2 separate regions of the Homo sapiens genome follow, and region 2 is linked to region 1. A link is a loop called in an ENCODE intact Hi-C map of the cell type or tissue named here. Cell type or tissue: PC-3. All regions are shown on one strand. Links, peaks and the distances in the headings refer to the core of each region. The heading gives the core; the rest is flanking DNA. Region 1 overlaps AFG2A (AAA ATPase AFG2A). Region 2 overlaps AFG2A (AAA ATPase AFG2A).

What was found. A loop is a pair of places that touch in the nucleus more often than their neighbours do. Peaks named below come from ENCODE experiments on the same cell type or tissue, not always from the same donor. Only the 100,000 strongest peaks of a DNase experiment are listed, where the experiment ranks them.
Region 2: a loop joins it to region 1, with 4 times the contacts of the local background. A loop is called at or near these places in 2 of 110 quality-filtered maps.

The regions. Positions count from the first base shown.
Region 1 is chr4:122,965,907-122,971,294 of GRCh38, forward strand. The region is part of intron 9 of AFG2A (AAA ATPase AFG2A); the gene reads left to right. Among named protein-coding and RNA genes, the nearest start is that of AFG2A, 46 kb to the left of the region's middle. In PC-3, for the core only: no CTCF peak of the experiment used is centred there; a DNase peak (open chromatin) is centred at 2,675; H3K4me3 peaks cover 825 bases; H3K27ac peaks cover 963 bases.
Region 2 is chr4:123,093,327-123,098,714 of GRCh38, forward strand. The region is part of intron 14 of AFG2A (AAA ATPase AFG2A); the gene reads left to right. Among named protein-coding and RNA genes, the nearest start is that of AFG2A, 170 kb to the left of the region's middle. In PC-3, for the core only: a CTCF peak has its summit at 2,890; no DNase peak of the experiment used is centred there.

The sequences.
Region 1 (5,388 bases), core at 179-5,178:
ATTTGAATAATTAGACAAAATACATTTTAATCTTTTCATTTAATAAATGAGGTAACTGATGGCCAAAAGGGCTAAGTCTTATTTAAAGTTGTGCCTGAGCTAGTTAATGGCAGACCTAGAGCCATGGAGGATTGGTTGCATTAGTATTATAGCTCCAAGGATCTTTAATTTCTGTAAGCTCTTGATAATATATTTAACATTTAATTCATACAAATTCTGTTTTTCAACTTACATGTTATTTTCAAGAATAGCATTTGTTGTGTAAAATAGGATACGTTTATATAGAGTCCAGAATCAATACTTCAGAGTGGGAAAGAATCTGAAGGCCTGTGGCAGGGGTCTCCAGGATCTCTTACGTTTTTATAGCTTTTGCAAATCAGTAAACTTACCTATTGTTCTTTTCTCCTTTCTAACAATCCACCATACTTTATATCCTCACATACCTACAAACGAAGTAATAGAGTTGGATGTAGGTTTATTTAAACATGTTCTTTCATATGTATAAGACTGAACTCTGGAGACTTAGGATTTTATCTTTTATTATTCTATAGGGCCTCCTAATCTCTAAAGTGCTATGCTCATTCTTGTCTCTATTTATATGCTGTTCCCCCTGCTTGGAATAGTCGGCTGCCTCTTTGGCCCCAATTCCTATTTTATCAGGTTAACATCGATTCACTTTTCAGGGCTAATTACTTGAACTTAGATATATGTTTCAGTTTTTCATTTGTGAAATAAAGGAATGTACTAAATGATTTCTGTGAGAGTCATTAGGTAAACTAATCCTTCCTGAAACTGAGTTCGATGTTCCTGACGTGTTTTTGTGCCACTTTGTTCTTTCCATGTCACAGTACTTGGCATAGTTTATAATAACTACGCGTTATGATGTATCTCTCCTATTAGACTGTTAGCTGTGAGAGATTGATTTGCCTTCTTGTGTACCCTCATATGTAAGAGCTCAGTACAATTGTTTAATGAAGTAATTATGTCTAGGAGGTTCTTGTTGAATATTTTGAGTGAATAGATGAGTTAATATTGAAAAGAGTGCCCATGAAAGAGTAACTCCTGTGGTCAATGAATATATCTTCTCAGTGGCTTTATGATATAATAATACTTTAATTGCTTTCCTTTAACATGAATTGTAACTGAATTGGCAAGAAATACAAGAACAGGGGTTCCATTACTGAGAACTATTTTTAAAAAATATTTTCAAAACCAGTTCGGTGCAGTGGCTCACACCTGCAATCCTAGCACTTTGGGAGGCCAGGCCAGGAGAATAATTTGAGGCCAGGAGTTTGAGACCAGCCTGGGCAATGTAGCAAGGCTCTGTCTCTAAGAGAAATAAAATTAGCCGGTGGTGGTAGTGTGTGTCTGTAGTCCTAGCTACTTGGGAGGCTGAAGTGGGAGGATTGCTTGAGTCTAGGAGTTGAGGCTGCAGTCAGCTATGATTGTACCACTGCACTCCAGCCTGGGTAATAGAGCAAGACCTTGTCTCTTAAAAAAAAAATCAGAGTAACGGCATGTAAAAAATGCTGTTCTCTCTCCTCAAGTTTTGTTTTTCTTCTTTAGTCACCCTGCCTTTCATACCAACCATATTCGTTTGTATAAAATATTCTGGCAAATCAAAACTCTTTGTGAATACTTTAAATCATATAATCTATATTTTGTATTCTAGTATATTTTGCACACTAGTCAGCTTATAAATATGTCCTGCAATGATTCTGAGCCTGATCAGGATTTCTGTATAGAAAATTCCCAAAACTGTTTTTATTATTTTTTTAAAGAGGTAGGGTCTTGCAGTATTGCCGAGACTGGTCTTAAACTCGTGGCCTCAAGTGATCCTCCCACCTTGGCCTCCTGAAGTGCTGGGATTATAGGTGTGAGTCACTGCATTCAGCCCCAAAACCTTTTTTATGGATTTATTTTCCTAGATCATCATGTTTTTAATTATTCTGATTAGAAAGTACTCTAAATAAAGATATTTTCCTGTTTTAGTAATAAAATATTAAGGAATAAACTTCATTGTATATGTACATATGGATACTTAGAACTGAGTTTTTTCATTTTATTAAAATTTTTTTAAATTAATAGACTTTTTTTAGAGCAGTTTTAGGTTTACAGAAGAATAAAGCAGAAAGTACAGATAATTTCCATGTAACTTCCCTTTTTTCCAGCTTCTCCCATTATTACTGTCTTGAGTTAGTGTGGTACCTTTGTTATAATTGATGAGCTAATATTGATACAATGATATTTCATTTTAAACTGCAGTTTATAATTTCTAAAACTACCATCCCTCAATGTTATTTAAACCAGCTCTGTGTTGTTGCTTTATTTATAGTTTTTTTTTACTTGCGCCACACTTTTTACATACTTTTTTAAAATAAACTTCTTTCTCAATGTATTGCATGTATACATAAGAGAGCATAAGCTAAAATATCCATGTGTTTTCCAAAGTGAACACACTTGTGTAACCACCACTCAGATCAAGATACAGAGCATTACTAGCTTCCTGGTACCTCTCTCAGACCCTTTCCCAGCCCTACATGCTCACCTCAACCCAAAAGGCAACCACTCTCCTGGCTTCGAATGCCATAGATCAGTTTTGCCTGTTTTGCCTTCTCTTCTTTCACTTGTTTTATGGTTTGGGAGCTTCATCATTTTATTCTGCATAGCAGGAGTTCATTTTTATTGCTGAATTCGATTGTTTAAGTATTATGAGTAATGCCATGAACATTCTTGCACATGCCTTTTGCTGCACAAATGTATGCATTTCTGTCTATTATTTGTCTAAGAGTGGAATTATTGGGTTATAGGATTCTTGTTACTAAATACTGCCAAAACGTTTTTGTAGTGATTTTACCAATTTACCTTTCTACCTGTTGTGCGTGAAAATTCCAGTTTCTTCTCGTGGGTGCTGACATGGAGTTTATAGCAGTATTTCATTGTGGTTTTAGTTCCCTGATGACTGAGTCTGAGTACTTTTTATATTTGAATTGACCATTTAGATGTCTTTCTTTGTGATGTGCCTGTCAAGTATCTATTCAATTTTTCTGTAGGGTTACTTTTTAAAAATATATTGATTTGTGGAAGTTATTAATATAGCTTAGTTGTGAGACCTTTGTTAGATATATGTATTTTAAATATCTTCTACTCTGTGGCTTACATTTTTATTCTCTGTAGTATCTTTTTGAGGAACAGAAAGTTTATAATTATATATTTATTATAATATATATTGATATAAAGGATCCAGTTCATCAGTCTTTTTCTTCGTGGCTGGTGATTTTTGTAGCTAGCTTAAGAAATCTTGGTCAAATCTACTGTTAGGTATATTTTCTCTTACCTTCTTGATGCTTTTATTGTTTTTCCTTTCATGTTGCTATCTTTAATTGCTTCACTTTTTTTCATATAGATGTGTTATACCAGTTATTGAAATGACCATCAATTTCTGCCTTGCTTCTGTGTTACCTTTGTTGTACATAAATCAAGGGTTTGTGTTCATTTTAGATTCTCTGCTCTGCCTCAATGGTCTTTTATCCTTGTCCACAATACTGAAATGTCTTCAATACTTTCAGCCTTATAAAAAGTCATAATTTCTGGAGGGTAAGTGATATTTTTTTAAAAAAATGGTCATCAAAATTTTCTTGACTATTGTTGGCACTTTGCATTCCCATAGAAGTTTTAAAATCAATGTGTCGGGTTCTTCCTTCTCCCCACCCAGTAAACTGGCTTGCATTTTGATTGGAATTATTAAGTCTTTCAATCAATTTGGAGAGATTTGGGAAGTTAATACCTTGTAATCCATGAACTTCTTAGATTCCTTCATTTTATTTTAGATTTTCCTTAATTTCCCTCCAGGTAGTTTGGTAGTTTTATGTGAAAAGTCTTGCATACTGTTAATTAGATTTATTCTTAGGTACTTTGGTTTTTTGAATGCACTTATGAATGGCATTTTGTAAAGTTTCACTTGTAATTATTTTATGTTAGTATAGTCACGGACTGCATAACGATGTTTTAGTCAAGGATGAATGGTATATACTACAGTGGCTCTGTAAGATTATAATGGAGCTGAAAAATTCCTATCATCCAGTGACATCATAACCATTGTAAAGTAGTAGTGTAATTAGTATTATTATTTTTAAATTTGGTGTAGCCTAAGTGGATAGTGTTTACAGTAGAGTATAGTAATGTCCTGGGCCTTCACATTTGCTCAGCACATACTCACTGACTTACCCAGAGCAACTTCCAGTCCTATAAGCCTCATTCATGGTAAGTGCCCACACAGGTATAACATTTTTTAATCTTTTATACTATATTTTTACTGTACCTTTTCTTTTTCTATGTTTAGATACACAAATACTTACCATTGTGTTATAGTTACCTATGGTACTGAGTATAGTAACATGCCTTACAGGTTTGTAGCCTTGCTGTATAGTAGGCCATACCATCTAGATTTTCATAAGTAGACTCTTTGATGTTTGCACAATGATAAAATCACATAAAGACACATCTCTCAGAATGTATCCCTGTCATTAAGCAATGCATGGCTGTATCTAGAAAAAGTAAAAAAAAAATTTTTTTTTTTTTTTGAGACGGAATCTCACTTTGTCACCCAGGCTGGAGTGCAGTGGCACGATCTTTGTAAATCTTTTATACTGTATTTTTACTGTACCTTTTCTTTTTCTATGTTTAGGTATACAAATACCATTGTGTTACGGTTACCTACAGTATTGAGTATAGTAACTTGCTGCACAGGTTTGTAGCTTAGAAGCAATAGGCTATACCATATAGCCTAGATGTATAGTAGGCCATACCATCTAGATTTGTATAAGTATACTCTATAATGTTTGCACAATGACAAAATCGCATAAAGACACATCTCTTAGAACGTATCCCTGTCATTAAGCAACGCATGTCTGTATCTAGAAGAAGTAAAAAAAAATTTTTTTTTGAGACGGAGTCTTGCTTTGTCACCCAGGCTGGAGTGCAGTGGCACTATCTCAGCTCACTGCAACCTCTGCCTCCCGGGTTCAAGCAATTCTTGTGCCTCAGCCTCCCAAGTAGCTTAGTAGAGACAGGGTTTCACTATGTTGGCAAGGCTGGTCATGAACTCCTGACCTCAAGTGATCCACTTGCTTTGGCCTCCCAATAGAAAAAGTAATTTTTTTTGTATTGACTGTGTCTACCTACCTTGCCAAATGCACTTATTAATTTTAATAGTGTGGGCCAGGCACAGTGGCTTATACCTATAACTCCAGCACATTGGGAGGCCAAGGTGGGAGGATCCCTTAAGCCCAGGAGCTTGAGACGAGCCTGGGCAACATAGTGGGACACCATCTCTACAGAAAATTTACAGAATAGCTGAGCGTGGTGGTATGCACCTGTAGTCCCAGC
Region 2 (5,388 bases), core at 108-5,107, 130 kb after region 1:
AAAGGGTGAGTTAACACAAATTGATTCTATGAAAGGGTAACTTCTGGGTCACTGCCATGGAAACGGGTGGTAACTTTTGAGTCATTGCCATGACATTTGTCAACTGCCATGGTTCTGGTGGCAGTGTCTTAGGCCAATGAGCATTGAGCGCAGCTAGAGATCGCTTTTGTTGCCATCTGCTGGCTTTGGCCAGTTTCTTCACTTTGCCCCATGTGGACTAGATCCTGTTTTGTTCAGCAGAGTTTTTCACCAGAAAACAAGTCTTGTTGGTCTCCTACCTTATTCCCCCCTCAGAGATTAGAAACTCCTCCTTAATCTTAAAGGGCTGCAGATGGGCACAGGTCTATCTTCTGTAAGTGCTTTCTGCTGATTTTATAAACATAGGCTCTGCCTAGCATGGGAGGAGTAAAAATCTCTGGATACCTGATCTAAGGAGCCCAACAGCAGGATATTTTCATTTTCTGGGTCAGAAGATAAGATGAGTTGGAAGCCTTGTGCCAGCATCATCTTTATGTTGACTTTAGAAGATACAAACTTTAGTAGGAGGTTAAACAAGAAAATTACAATTATAAGGAAGAGAAAACTTAATGCTCCTATGCCCACCCACAGCATCACATTATTTATCTGTGTGTTTGTGAAATAATAGCTTTAAGTCTTCTAGAGGTTTGTAAGTTATGGTGTCTTCCTCTTATGCCTGCAGCGACTTACAAGAAACAGGTTTAATCCTGGACAGCTGTATCCAGCTAGTGATTCTCTAATGTTTGACAGCAGTGGAGGTCCTTAACAATACCTGATAGGGGTCCTTCCATTTTGGGTTGTAATTGATCATCAGGGGATCTTTCTTTTTAAGTTCTTAGTAAGACTAAGTCTGGTTAAACAGAGGAACTATTTTTTTCTTTGTGGGAAACGGCAACACTTTATTTTCATAATTTTGAAAGGCCTTTTGAACCTGGCCTAAATTCCAAGAGCCGGGGTGGCATAGTGAAGTCTGTCCAACCCCCTATTTCCCATCATGGCTTGAATTAGTTTTTTAGGTTTCTGTAGGATTTCCTTTGGCCGGGGAACGTGTAAGTCAAAAGACTTATAGCCAATTAAACATTTTAGGCCAGAGAGGAATGGAGGTGGCTTAAAACATTTTAAGCAATATAGGAGTCAAATATTAAAAGCCAAAAATAAGATTATATATCAAGAAAAACCAAGAGCATCAAATCAAGCTATACTGGGGGAAAAGTGTTCCTGTAGATCTCTAAGGCAAAACACTCTAGTATCAGGCCATAACAGCAGTCAGAACCAGAGGAGAAACAAGTTACAGGAGCTGACAAAAAAGCTAAAGGAAAGAGTTACACAAATCTGAGAAGCTTTCAAAAGAAATAAATCACAGAATTGAAAAAGCAAAAATTCTGGTAAGTTAGCAAATTAATACCTTAAGAAAAGCTGGCTCTAACACCTAGACCATTTTCTAGAAAGTCTACCACGAACAGTTTTCCTTCAGTCACAGCCAGCTTAATCACACACAAAACTCCCCTCACAAATTCCCTTTCACAAACCCCATTATCACCCACACAGACCATCCATGACATGTCTGGACCTTGTGACCTGTCCTACACCATCTCCCTCTCAAACAACCAGTTACTTTACTCTAGGACAAGAATCCACCATGCAAGGTCCCTCATACAAAATCACTTTCTTTATATCCCTCCCCACAAAAAAAAAAAAATATATATATATATATATATATATGTGTGTGTGTGTGTGTATATATATATATATATATCTTTTATCCACACTTTCCTCACATCCCTCTTTTTATTCATTGATTCCCTCTTATTTTGAACCATGGCCTAAATGTGCTGTATATATTCTGTAGTTATGGTGGGGAAAGTGCCTTCAGTATTTAGTGATAATTATAAAAAAGTTTAATATTTAATTCATTTCTCTTTCAGGTAGAACTCCCTGTGGAACATGAATTTTTTTTAACTATACTTTTGTTACTACTCAGATGATATATACTGTATCAAAAGTGTATGTCCTTGTCAAGTTCTCTAAAGTTTGTGAAATACAAGAGAATATGCAGTAAAATTTTAAGTCTGTTTCCTTTCCAGATACTTTTTCTCTGAAGAACTACTGTGGAACATTACTTATATTGTTTAATAGTACTATAAAGTTGTTTCCACACTTGTATGATTAGCACGTAATGTTCAAACTGTGCCATGAATGTGCTGGTAGAAACAAAACAGTTTTAAGGACAATTAAAACAACAACATCCTGTTATGAAGTAAAGACACAGTTTTTACCATCTTTATTGTCTGGAAGAAACTGTAGTAGGAATAAAAGAGGCGACGAAGAGTTAAAGTACATTTTATGTTTTTAGGCTAAAACTGATTAAAAAAAAAGATCATTGTAGGGTCAAAGAAATTGATATATATAGTGTAATTTTGGCTACATTAAATCCAGGCATTTGGCCTTTTAAATTAGCTAGCATATTTTACAATCTTGTTGCCTCTTACCCCACAACCTCTATGTTATGATGATTTTAGGTTAGTATGTTAAAACAAGGAGAATTCCTGGACTGTCACAGGAGTGAAATTGATATCATTATGTTACCCATGTGTTGTGCATATTTAGTGTCTCTTTTTGACAGTATTTCAGTTTCATGTCTTCTGGGGAGACTAAAGCCAAAGTTTCTTGGGGATTCTGGTGTTTTAGCAAAGACAGTGAGACACATAGCTCAAGAACTGCGTTATTTTACTCCTTGCTATGTCACATTTACATGTCAGACTCATTTGCTGTGATGTAGCACACTAGGCTGGTGAAATAATTGCTTGTGATGTCCCTAAGTCCCCGAGGCTTTTTTCTACCTCCTGCTTAGATAGTGAAGAGAAGTTGAAGTTGAGTCCTCTAGTGTTCATTTTGCGTAAGAGTGATAGGATGCGGTAGGACAGATGAAGATTAATGAGATTGTGTGATATCAAGTAGGCTCATTGTCTTTAGATTGATTGCTGATGGTCTGGATTTGCTTAGCATCAGGAGAGTTTAGAAACAAACAACTAATTTATTAATGATGCCCAAATAATAGTTAAATGCCCAAACTTTTGGAATTTATGTTGTTCATTGTTAACAACTGCTGTGTGGCCCCTTTAGAAGTGTCCAGTCCATGACATTTTATACATTTGTGTTGAATCTTAAGGAAAACATGATCATGTCTTCTTTCTCGGGTGATAAGCATGCCTCAAAATAGTTTTAATTCTGTGAATATCTTTGAATTCAGTTTATTTGGGTACTTTTAGTACGGATACCTACTATATAACAAGCTCCTAATAAGAACTATTAAATTATAAGCATTATCCCTAGCGTATAAACCTAGTTTTCTTGTAGTAGGAAATTTGAAGGACTTCAAAAATTTTACTTTAAGCCATCTATGGAAAAGATTGCCCAATTGAGAAAAATTGTGAAAGATATGTAGAAGTCTTAAATAATTTTGGTTTCAGGATTATTTTCTATTGTTGTGTTAGACTCATGGAGGTAGTAAATTGGCATTAATTTTCCTTACAGTTTTTCTGGAAGAGGAAATGTGCTTAATGAGCTAAATAAGACATAACATTTTGTTTTCTTACATTGTTGCAAATTGAAGTTGGGTTTTGTTGTTTGTTTGTTTTGAGATGCAGGTCTGGCTGTTTTGCCAGGCTGAAGTGCAGTGTCTATTCACAGATCATTAAGTTGTGCAGCCTTAAACCTTTGGACTCAAGCAATCTCCTGCCTCAGCCTCCCAAGTAGCTAAGATTATAGGTGTGCACCACAGCATCCAGCTTAAAATTTAGTTTTCTAGAAAGTTTTATGACATGGGGAAAAGTTAATTAACAATATTTAGGAATGTCCACAAATAAAAAGCTAAATATACGTATCTTTCGATATTCAAATGACTAGTATTCCAAAAATACCCTCAGAAGAAAGGCTACAAATGTTTCTTCATTCTCCATTTTTCCTAGTTATAACTATTGCTCTTCTAATATTACTCTTCTTAGCTAAGTCAGAACTAAAAAAAAAAAGCTGCAAGGACTAATTGACATTAATAGTTCAAATGAATCATAATTCTTTACTTTCCCAAAAGTATTTAAGGAATGGATGCCTATTAATCTTTCACATTGTTTATCAAAATGATGTGAATAGTCTTTGGTGAGCCATATTAAGATTAAAGCTGGAAAGCGTCCTGTACGGTTGTTTTCCAATTTCAGCTTTGCCATCTTTACACAAGACTCTCATAAGTGTTTTTGTTATTGTTGCTGGATTCTTCTTTTGTTTGTTTTTAAAACTCCAGGTGTTTTAACTTCTATGACAGTTATTATTCTTATCTTCTATGGCAGCCCCTTCCAAGTTTTGGCTTTGGGGATAGAGAATTGGGAGAGATCAGAGAAGAGAGACTGGTGAGAGGTTGTATGCATATGTGGGTCTTACTTCATTTCGATGTTCATAAGATAAAGACGCTTTATCTCAAGGGTTGGCAGACCATGGCCTTTAGGCCAAACGTGACCCACCAACTGGTTTTGCATATCCCATTGTCTAAGAATAGTGTTTACATATTTAAATGATTAGGAAAATACTTTAAAAGTGGTTTTTTGTGACATATGAAAATTATATGAAATTCAGCTTTCAGTCCTCATAAATAAAGCTTTATTAGAACACATCCACACTAATTTGATTATGTTTTGTCTGTTACTCCTTTTGCACTACTGTAGTAGAGTAGTTACAGTACAGACTTATGGCCTATAAAGCCTAAATTATATACTCTAGACCTTTGCAGAAAAAGTTTCCTGACTCTTGATTTGTCCTTGTAAGTTTTTAGAAGATTAGTAGCCTTTAATGTCTGTTGTTCATATATGAACCTCACGTTTTTGTTTCTTTTTAAAAAAGATTATTTTAATTGACATAAAAATTGTATCTGTTTATAGAGTACAACATGTTGTTTTGATAATTGTGTATTCATTGTGGAATGGCTAGATCAAGCTATTTAACATGTGCATTACTTCACATACTTCTTATTTTTTTGTGATGAGGACACTTAAAACCAACTCTCTTAGTAATTTTTAAGTATACAATATATTGTTAACGATAGTCACCCTACAGTACAATAGACCTCTTGAACTTATTTCTCCTGTTTAACTGAAGGTTTGTATCCTTTGACCAATATCTTCCCAACTCCCTTAGACCTCCAGGCCCTGATAACCACCATTCTACTTTCTGCTTTTGTGAGTTCAACTTTTTAAGACTCCACATATAAGCAAGATCATGCACTATTTGCCTTTCTTTGTCTGGCTTATTTCACTTAGCATAATGTCCTCCAGGTTGATCCATATTGTCACAAATGACAGGATTTCCTTTTAATAAAGGTTG